Regions from separate parts of the Homo sapiens genome. Here region 1 is linked to region 2. Evidence: read pairs that join two places in POLR2A ChIA-PET (ENCODE). Cell type or tissue: HCT116. All regions are shown on one strand. Each heading gives the region's core, and the rest is flanking DNA. Links, peaks and the distances in the headings are about the cores only.

The links. Peaks named below come from ENCODE experiments on the same cell type or tissue, not always from the same donor. Only the 100,000 strongest peaks of a DNase experiment are listed, where the experiment ranks them.
Region 1: POLR2A ChIA-PET joins it to region 2 with 5 read pairs; 3 of 35 experiments call an interaction of 5 or more read pairs at or near these places.

The regions. Positions count from the first base shown.
Region 1 is chr14:35,381,953-35,387,324 of GRCh38, reverse strand. No RefSeq gene overlaps it. Among named protein-coding and RNA genes, the nearest start is that of NFKBIA, 20 kb to the left of the region's middle. RefSeq lists enhancers at 1,325-1,847, 1,627-2,292. In HCT116, for the core only: no CTCF peak of the experiment used is centred there; no DNase peak of the experiment used is centred there; H3K27ac peaks cover 911 bases.
Region 2 is chr14:34,933,968-34,939,339 of GRCh38, reverse strand. All of the region lies in intron 2 of SRP54-AS1 (SRP54 antisense RNA 1), which reads left to right. Among named protein-coding and RNA genes, the nearest start is that of SRP54-AS1, 46 kb to the left of the region's middle. In HCT116, for the core only: no CTCF peak of the experiment used is centred there; no DNase peak of the experiment used is centred there.

The DNA of each region.
Region 1 (5,372 bases), core at 184-5,183, 450 kb before region 2:
CACTGAAGTATCTGTGTTGTTTAGTAAGAAAATAGGGGGAGCACTTTGGTTTGTTTTTTTCCTGTATCCTCAGAGCAATTTTATTTCATTTATACTTTTATCCATCTCCCTCTCCCCATTTCAAAGTAATACAGGAGTTAAGAAATTACTTAGGCAGATAGTGAGGGTAGGGAAGTCCTCGGCAAATTTTCCTTTTAATGAAAAGCAGCCCCAACTTATTTTCCTTTCTAACAAAGAGCAGCCTATAAAATCTAGCTGCAGGGACATAGATGCCAGCAATTGTGCCAATCATGTTCAAGATGGCGGCTCCATCTTCTTTTCTCTTTATCCGCCAGGCGTACAGTAAGGAGCAGACAACATGGCGCTGGTCAACGGGAGAGTTCATTTACATAATAAGATTAGGGCAGGGCGTCCAGCATTCCCGGTGCTATGTAAATCTCATACTTGATTGAACCAATCTGTGAGCCCTATGTAAATCAGACACCGTCTCCTCAAACCTGCCTTTAAAATGTGGCACATCTGCTGCCCGCTGGTCTTTTCCACTGGGAGACCTTTCTCTCTCGTAGAGTACTGTTTCTCTTTCTCTTCTCTTCTGCTTATTAAACCTCCACTCCTAAACTCCTCGTGTGTGTCCGTGCCCTAAATTTTCCTGGCACAAGACAAAGAACCCCAGGGTATGTCTTAGACAACACAGCTGCTTCAAAAGTAAGCAGCAGTCGTCATATCATGTAAAGTCATCCCTATTTTAGTACTTATCCCTAAAACAGGAGGACTATGCTTTAAAAATATAACCTTTACCCCTTTCCTCACTTTCCCTCCCCCCACCTTCTTTAAAAAACAAAAATAAAACTATAACTTAATACTACAATCACACTTTAAAAAACTAACAATAGGCCAGTCACCTTGGCTCCTGCCTGTAATCTCAGAACTTTGGGAGGCCAAGGTGGGAGGATTGCTTGAGCCCAGGAGTTTGAGACCAGCCTGGATAACATAGTGAGACCTCGTCTCTACGAAAACTAAACAAAATTAGCTGAGTGTCGTGGCACATGCCTTTAGTCCCAGAGGCTGAGGTGAGAGCATCCCTTGAGCCCAGGAGGTCAAGGCTGCAGTGAGCTGAGATCGCGCCACTGCACTCCAGCCTGGGCAACAGAGCCAGACCCTCAAAGCAAAACAAAGCAGGGAGATTTACTCTCTTTTTAATGTTTTCCTCTATTACTTTATCAGAAAAAAAAAATAAGGCTATTAACATTTAAAATTTGTTCTCAAAAACATTAGTCCACAGGTGAGCATGCCCCAAATACCCAGAGGAAAAAGGCCAGTCGGGCACACAGCCTAACCCAGTGGAGATGGGTAAGCCCCTGCAGCAAGGGGTGAGGATGGCCTCAGAGCCAGGACAGTGACGGGGTGGGTGAGGCCTGGGCCTCCTGGCCAGCTCCCCTCTGAGGAGCTTTGCCTGTCTGTCTTCTCTGCAGGAGCCTTCCTCCGTGTGTCTTGCCAATGGCAAGAGGCGAGGGAACTCAGCGGGGAGCCAAGCTGCTCATGGGTGACAGGCCCCGAACCAGAGACAGGCCCTCAGCCAATCTCCGCCTCCCTCCCTCCCTTCCTCCCTCCCTCTCTTTCTCTTTGTCTCTCTCTGACACGCACACACTCCCAGGGAGAGGACTCTGGTCTAATTATATCCTGGGAAGTGGGGCATGTTTCATGGCATGTTTAACTCCTGAGAGCCTTGTGCTAAAACCCTGCCTGGATGGGTCTAGACAGCTCAAGGCAATGACTTGAAAGGGGGCCATTCTTGTAAGCTGGAGAGACAGCCCAGGGGGTGCCCACCTCACACGAGAGCTTGGTCGGTTGCCTGCAATGGTCAGGAGGTGATGAGGCTGCAGGGTGAGGGAGGCCCTGCAGGCAGCAGCTCACACAGAGGCAGGGCCTGTGGCATCACAGAACCCCAGACTCCGCACACTGGCCAGGCCTTTGTCCACACAGCAGGCGCCAAGGAAGAGCTCTGTGCCTCTGTGGGGCTGGCATCAATGCCTGTCTCCTTTTTCCTGAGGTTCCACAGTGCAAGCCACCTGTGCCCACCTGGCTCATGGGATTGCAATGATGAAGGTGGAGAAGGCGGGGCCTTTGGATGGTCCCTCCATGACCTCTGCCAGGGCTGGGGCCTCACAAAGGGACGAAGTGAACAAAAGTCAGGAGGGCCTTTGCAGAGCATCCGTTCCGCTGTGAGGAACGGCCAGCGGCCACCTGACCCAGCCCAGGCCTTCTGTAGATGGCAGCAACTCCAGGGGGGTCAGTGACTGCCCCACTAAGGCAGTTGCTTGGAGCACTGACGCAGATCCAGAGAGCCAACCCCCAACCCTGAACTCTCACTAAGGTTAGGACAGGCTTTCCATTGGGAGAAGGCTGCAAGGTGACCCGCCTGGAGCCCCTCAAGAACACAGGGCTTCTCCAGTCACGGGGCAGGGGGCAGGGCCGGGCTACAGAAGGCTATGGACGCTGGACTTGACCACTGGGCGGCGGGAGCCACATGAACTTCTTGAGCAGGGGTGTCTGCAGGACCAAAGTCCAGCAGTGATACTTAAGAGAACTTAGGATGTAGAGAGCTGGGAGGAAGCCCAGGCTGGAAGCAGCTGCAGCTGCCCAGGAGTGAGAAAATGCAGATCTGGAGAGAGGTCAGGGGAATGAATCAGGTTCAAGATGCACTGTGAGGAGCAAACTGCAGAGACTCCAGCTGACTCCACGGACGTCAGTTGAGCGGCTGACTCAGGCCCATGCTTGTGTCTGGGAGCAGGAAACTGACTCTGGCTAGTTTAAGCAGCGGGGAATTTAATGGAAGTCCACAGTGGGGAGAGCTCACAGAATGGACAATAGACAGGGGGAAACCAGGCTTGGGAAAATCAGGAAGTGAGGGCTCTGGGGACGGAAGCCAGTCAGCCAGTCTCGGCCAGGACCCCGGGGCCACAGCCACTGCTGCCGCACCTGCTTTTATAAAGGACCTCTTACCACCAGTGTCCTCATCTCACTCACTCAGGAGCCAAAGCCCTAGGCAAGAACAACCAATTGGCCAGGGGACGCCACATTCCTGTCCCAGGTTGGGGCTGGCTGGGAAGGATATGACCCCTTTGGCCCTCCTTGAGGGAAGCGGGCATAAGGCGATCTCCTCCAAGGAGGTCAGGGTGCTCTTAGGATGGGGCACTGGATGCCCCCAAAATACAGCCAGCCTCCACCTGGCCTTGTCACCATTCCACTGGTTCCCCAACTTGCTGAGCCCTTTCCCCACCCTCTTCCTCTCCTGAAACTGCTCCCCAGGGCTTCTCCCCCATTTGTGCTGCATCCAATGCCGCTGCAGACGGCAGCTGGGTGTGTTGGCCTCCAAGCTTCCAGGGCTCTTGAGGAAGGTCCTGGCTCTGTAGGCCCCTCCCTCCCTCAGTTTACCCTTCATACTGTCCCACAACAAGCTTCCCATCTCCCTCAGCATGAAGCCTGATGTCCTTCCAGGGTGCCCAGGCCTTTCATGCATCTGCCACACCTGCTTGCCACAGTCTTTCCCACAGCAGACACAAACTTACTTTTGGGGTGCTTCTGCCTGAAAGTCCTCTGAACCCCATCCACCAGCCATCTTGTCCCACTGGGGCTGGCCAACCCCTCCTCAGCCTGCAGGTCCCCTATCTCCCTCCTCAGGTTTCTAAGTGCTCCTTCTCCTTGATCCCACCACGTTTGTACATATCTCAACCAATGCATTTATTCCCCCCAGAAATATCACATTTTGTGCCATTTGCTTGCAATCCTTTTTCCCTTTTAATGACCACTCCTGGTTCCATTCCTTTCCCCTCCCATTTTTGCAGGTAGCACTTTTCCTGAATTTGGTGTGTCGCTTTCCAATCCATTCCAGCTTCTTTTACACACCTATGCCTCCACAACCAGTTCCTGGTGCAGCCTTTGGCAGTGTTGGTTTTCGTCCCATTGACAAGAGTCATCGGGCTCCAGGCGCCATTACAGGCCTTCGCTTTTCCTGCTCAGCACCCTCCAGGCGATCCGCAGGCTATGCAGTGGCCAGTCTTCTGTCAGCCGTGTGGCATCTCTCCTCAAAGGACAGAACCTGTGTCTTTTCTGCTCTGTGTTCCCAATTAGGTGCTCGAGAAATATTTTTGAATGAATATTTGCATGACTCAAGACTCATTTTCAGTATTTCTATTGGAAATGTCACATCCATGCCCAATTACACGGCTTCCTTCCCACCTTCCGTCTCCCTCATGGCCTGCCTTTTTTTGAGTTCTAGGTTTTATATTTATTTTTGTTTTATTTTTTGAGTTAGGGTCTCACTCTGTCACCCAGGCTGGAGTGCAGTGGTGCAATCTCGGCTCGCTGCAGCCTCAACCTCCTGGGCTCAAGCCATCCTCCCACCTCAGTGTCTCGAGTAGCTGGGACTACAGGCATGCACCACCACATCTGGCTAATTTTTTTTTTTTTTTTTTGAGACGGAGTCTCACTCTGTCGCCAGGCTGGAGTGCAGTGGCGCAATCTCGGCTCACTGCAACCTCCGCCTCCCAGGTTCAAGCAATTCTCCTGCCTCAGCCTCTCGAGTAGCTGGGACTACAGGCATGCACCACCACACCCAGCCAATTTTTGTATTTTTAGTAGAGATGGGGTTTCACCATGTTGGCCAGGATGGTCTCGATCCCCTGACCTTGTGATCCGCCTGCCTCAACCTCCCAAAGTGCTGGGATTACAGGCGTGAGCCACTGCACCCGGCCATATCTGGCTAATTTTTAAAATTTTTTGTAGAGATGAATGTCTCACTATGTTGCCCAGGCTGGTCTTGAACTCCTGGACTCAAGCAATCCTCTCACCTTGGTCTCCCAAATTGCTGGGATTACAGACGTGAGCCACTGCACCCAGCTTGTGTTCTAGGTTATAAATCTACCCTCTCTTTCACCCTTCCCTGCAGCTCTCTCCTCCTCATCCAACATCTTCAGTCATGCTGATCTTTTGGAGAACATTTGAACATAAATTTGAAAAATATAAAATGAGGCCAGGCATGGTGGCTCACACCTGTAATCCCAGCACTTTGGGAAGCCGAGGCAGGTGGATTACCTGAGGTCAGGAGTTTGAGACCAGCCTGACCAACATGGAGAAACCCTGTCTCTACTAAAAATACAAAATTAGCCTGGCACAGTGGTGCATGCCTGTAATCCCAGCTACTTGGGAGGCTGAGGCAGGAGAATCACTTGAACCCGGGAGGTGGAGGTTGCCGCGAGCCGAGATCATGCCATTGCACTCCAGCCTGGGCAACAAGAGCGAAACTCCGCCTCGAAAAATATATATATATATATGTATATATATATGTGTATATATATGTGTGTGTGTGTATA
Region 2 (5,372 bases), core at 98-5,097:
GTCTTCAGCAGCCATCTTGGAGAGGGACAAACAAGAAATTATTTTTAAAGGAAAACTTTCAAAGTGAAAAGAGAAATATATCTTCTCCTGGGAGTACTAAAAGAAAACCTCACCTCAGATGAGTTATCTCACAATTTCCGAACAAAAATAATCACCTTTGGGCCAAGAAGAGGTGTGGAAAGTTTCAAACACAGTTTTTATAAAGGGGGTACAACTGAAAAGGGGTTTTAACACAACCACCTCTCTCGCAGGCTTATTAGATCCTGATCACCTAAGAGTTTCTTGTCAGCACTCCTGTCAAATGGATGAAATGCGCCCGGAAGGCTACCTCTGACAAAAGGGAAGGCACAGCAGAAATGTTACTGTGTAAGGGTGCCAGTGGGTACAGATGTGGTTATCATCTTCCACTAATCATCTAAGAACAAAGCATCTTTTGCTCCTTTGGGGGGCTAAATGGGATGGTTACTAAGTGGGAAGGATGTGCTTTCCTAATACAGCAGCATAATAATTGTTCTAAAAGATTTTAACCCTGGCTGGGCACAGTGGCTCACGCCTGTAATCCCAGCACTTTGGGAGGCTGAGGCGGGCGGATCATGAGGTCAAGAGATTGAGACCATCCTGGCCAACACGATGAAACCCCATCTCTACTAAAAATACAAAAAAATTAGCCGGGCGTGGTGGTGGGCGCCTGTAGTCCCAGCCACTCAGGAGGCTGAGGCAGGAGAATCGCTTGAACCCGGGAGGCGAAGGTTGCAGTGAGCCGAGATTGTGCTGCACTCCAGCCTGGGCAACAGAGTGAGACTCTGTCTCAAAGAAAAAAAAGGGCAGGGGGTGTCAGGCATGGTGGCTCACGTCTGTAATCCCAGCACTTTGGGAGGCCGAGGCAGGCGGATCAAGAGATCAAGACCATCCTGGCCAACATGGTGAAACCTCATCTCTACTAAAAATACAAAAATTAGCTGGGTGTGGTGGTGCGCACTTATAATCCCAGCTACTAGGGTAGCTGAGGCAGGAGAATCACTTGAACCTGGGAGGCAGAGGCTGCAGTGAGCTTAGATTGCACCACTGCACTCCAGCCTGGCGACAGAGCAAGACTTCATCTCAAAAAAAAAAAAAAAAAAGTATAAAAACCTCAACAATTATAATTTATCTGATCTTATTATGTAAAGGGGCTCTTGAGAACAGCAAGTTTATCTCAATATGGTATATTCAGAATAGTCAAATATAGTTTTTTGTTTGTTTTTGAGACACAGTCTCACTGTTGCCCAGGCTATAGTGTGGTGGTGCATTCCTCAGCCTCCTGAGTAGCTAGGGCTTCAGACACGTGCCCCCATGCCCAGCTGATTTTTCAATTTTATATAGAGATGAGGTCTCCCTGTGTTGCCAAGGCTGGTCTCAAATTTCTGGGCTCAAGGGATCCTCCTGCCTCAGCCCCCCAAAGTGCTGGGATTGCAGGCGTGAGCCACAAAACCCAGCCACCGCCCTGGTCTTTCAAAGCACTGGGATTACAGGTGAGCCTTAATTTAGAGATAGTATTTCCCTTCAGAGCAGATATCAGACTTGTTTACTTTCCTGTATAATAAAGTTAATGTCTCCCTCCAGAGCAAAGACCTTGCAGGTTTAAAAGTTGTCATTCAGAACTAAGGGGAGTTCCGTGGCGCCTCTGGCCTGGCCTCCCCTTTCTTGTCTGACTCGAGACACCAACTGAGTTCCTGTTTCTAGTAGCTAAGCTCCCACCGTCGGGGAGGAATCAGGGACTGTGCAGTCCCTGTGAATCCCATCCAGGTCAGTTCTAGATTCTAAACTGAATTTTTTTCATGATATTGTCAAAACAGTGAGGAAACGTTTTGTAAAGAAGCCCTAAAGAAAAAAAAAGTCATTGAGCCTTCCTAAACAATTTTCTCTTAATATATGTATTCTAAGACTTTTTAATGTATATACTATATTAGAAATCCAATTCTCTTGTAGATGTCTCTTTTTTTTAATAAAAACTTTTTTTTTTTCACATTTTCCTGCCTCTATCTAGTATGTGGAACTTAACTGAACTTAGAAGGGACTTCAGAACTATTTATTTATTTATTTATTGAGACAGAGTTTTGCTCTTGTTGCTCAGGCTGGAGTGCAATGGCTCAATCTCAGCTCACCGCAACCTCTGCCTCCCGGGTTCAAGCGATTCTCCTGAGTAGCTGGGATTACAGGCAAGCATCACCACGCCCGGTTAATTTTTTGTATTTTTAGTAGAGACAGGGTTTCTCCATGTTGGTCAGGCTGGTCTCGAACTCCTGACCTCAGGTGATCTGCCTGCCTCGGCCTCCCAAAGTGCTGGGATTACAGGCACAAGCCACCACACCCAGCCCTGTAGATTTCTCATTGAGGGCACAAACATTTATTTCCATCTCCTGTGTAACTATTCATAAACTTAAAGATGATTACTAAAGCAACTTTCACCTTCCTCAGGTTAAATAAGCAATGTGCCTTTAAACTTTCCACATAAATTCTGTTTTCTAATTTTTGTTGTTGTTGTTGTTGCTATTTTGTGTTTTCTAATTTTTAATCCTTTGGTTAATCATGCCTCTGGATTTTTTCCCATTTTCTTCATCTCTTGAATTTAGAGCCCAGGATCTGATACAATACCCTAGTAAAGGGTTAATTCCTATTGCATAGATTTTCGATACCTGCCACAGACTTGAGGGCAGGTTGAGGGCAGATACTGTTTTATACTTTTCTAGTATCAGTAACTTTCTAGCATATGTAGGTGCTCAGTAAATTCTTACTGATTGATTGGTGTATCCCAGAATTGTTTTTGAGTTGTAAATCACAGTACCACTTTGCTGATTCATGTTTAATGTTTGCTTCACTATAAAAATTGTTTGTAAAGTAAAAAACAGCAAGGAACTCTACAAGTGGTGAACAATGGCTATAAATCATAGAACCATCTTTGTTTTTGTGAAAAGTATTCTTACTTCAATTAGCAGTCTTTCTATTCCCGACCACCTATCCCAAAGGAATCATCATCAATAATGCCATCTCTGCATACAAAAGATATTCTTTAATTACGATGCTTAGCTGAGTTAGCATTTTTACTTTTTTTCCTTTTTCTATTCTTTTTTTTTTTTTTTTTTTTTTTTTTTTTTTTTTTTTTTTGAGACGGAGTCTCGCTCTGTCTCCCAGGCTGGAGTGCAGTGGCGCGATCTCTGCTCGCTGCAAGCTCCGCCTCCCGGGTTCACGCCATTCTCCTGCCTCAGCCTCCCGAGTAGCTGGGACTACCGGCACCCGCCACCACGCCCAGCTAATTTTTTTTTAATTTTTAGTAGAAACAGGGTTTCTCCGTGTTAGCCAGGATGGTCTCGATCTCTTGACCTCGTGATCCGCCCACCTCGGCCTCCCAAAGTGCTAGGATTACAGGCGTGAGCCACCGTGCCCGGCCTATTCTTTTTTTTTTTTTTTTTTTTTTTTTTTAGTAGCACTTGTTGTTGAAGCATTTTTACTTTTTGTATTTCCTTCTTTCTGAGTTACTGTGGTAGGCTGCATCTAAAATGACTCCTAAGCACCGTACCTTCTGGTTTTCACATCCTTGTGTAATTTCCTCCTCTTGTGCTTGGGCCGGACCTAATGACCTCTTTCAAAAGAATAGAATATGGCAAAGTGACAGAATGTCACATCTGAGATTAGGTTACAAAAGACTGTGACTTTCATCTTCCTCTCTCTCTTGCGCTCTCACTTGCTCATTCCAATGTAGGAAATTGCCATGTTGCAATTTCCAAAGGATAGGTCACAATCCAAAGGATAGGTCCATATGGCAGAAAAACGGAGGGTAGCCTCTAGTCAACAGCCAGTGAGGAACGGAGGCCCTGAGTGCAACACCCTGATAGGGACTAAGTCCTACCAACATCAACACCTAGTCAAGCCTTAAGATGACTGCAGCACCCGCTCAACACCTTTTATACAGCCTTATGAGAAACCCAGAGCCAAGAGACCCAACTAAGCTTTGCCTAGCTTCCTTACTCATAGACTCTGTAAGAAAATAATTGTTTATTGCTTTAAGGCACCAAGTTTGGGGGTAATTTTTCATACAGCAAGAGATAACTAATATAGATTCTGTTTGATAAATATTAACTTACACCTAACTCAGATTTCACTCAAAGAAATTAATATGCATGTGAGAAGATATATTCTTTACCCAGCCACGGGAGGTATTGCCTAGGAAAAACTTAGATAGTTGCCAACCGATTGTATCATAATCTCACTTCTGAGTTTAGAAATTAATATTAAAGGACTGTAGTTTCCAGTCAGACTTTTCCATTTAAAAACCATGAGCTTCTATTTTTACAAGTCATAGGTACTTAATTAGTTCTCCACTATTCTGTAAAATAATACACTCCTAGTTCTGTGATAACTCTGGTCAATTCTAGAAATAAGTATTCGTTAGTACAAATTACCAGAGCCTGTGGATTTGAATGTATCAATCTGTTTTATTAAGCAGGCCCCATTTTGTGAAACTCAGCTGGAAAACGACAGTCAACCTGACAATTCTCATAGATAGTTAATTTAAGAAATTCTTCTTCTTCTTCTTCTTTTTTTTTTTTTTTTTTTTTGATAGAGGGTCTTACTCTATTGCCCAGGCTGGAGTGCAGCGGCACAATCATGTCTCACTGCAGCCTCAGCCTCCGGAATAGCTGGGACTGCAGGTGCACACCACGATGCCCAGCTAATTTTTTTTTTTTTTTTTTTTTTTGAGACGGAGTGTCGCTCTGTCGCCCAGAGTGGAGTACAGTGGCTCCATCTCGGTTCACTGCAAGCTCCACCCGCTGGGCTCACGCCATTCTCCTGCCTCAGCCTCCCGAGTAGCTGGGAATACAGGCGCCTGCCACTACGCCCAGCTAATTTTTGTATATTTAGTAGAGACGGGGTTTCACCGTGTTAGCCAGGATGGTCTCGATCTCCTGACCTCGTGATCCACCTGCCTCGGCCTCCCAAAGTGCTGGGATTACAGATGTGAGCCACGGCGCCCGGCCGCCCAGCTAATTTTTAAATTTTTTTTGTAGAAACAGAGTTTCACGAAGTTGCCCAGGCTGGTCTCAAACTCCTGGGCTCGAGCAGTTTGCCCACCCCAGCCTCCCAAAGTGCTAGGATTACAGGTGTGAGCCACCACACTTGGCTAATTTTCTTTTTCTTTTTCTTTCTTTTTTTTTTTTTTTTTTGAGACAGTCTCACTCTGTCACCTGGCTGGAGTTTAGTGACACGATCTTAGCTCCCTGCAACCTCTGCCTCCTGAGTTCAAGTGATTCTCCTACCTCAGCCTCCTGAGTAGCTGGAATTACAGGTACACACCACCACGCCCAGCTAATTTTTGTATTTTTAGCAGAGACAGC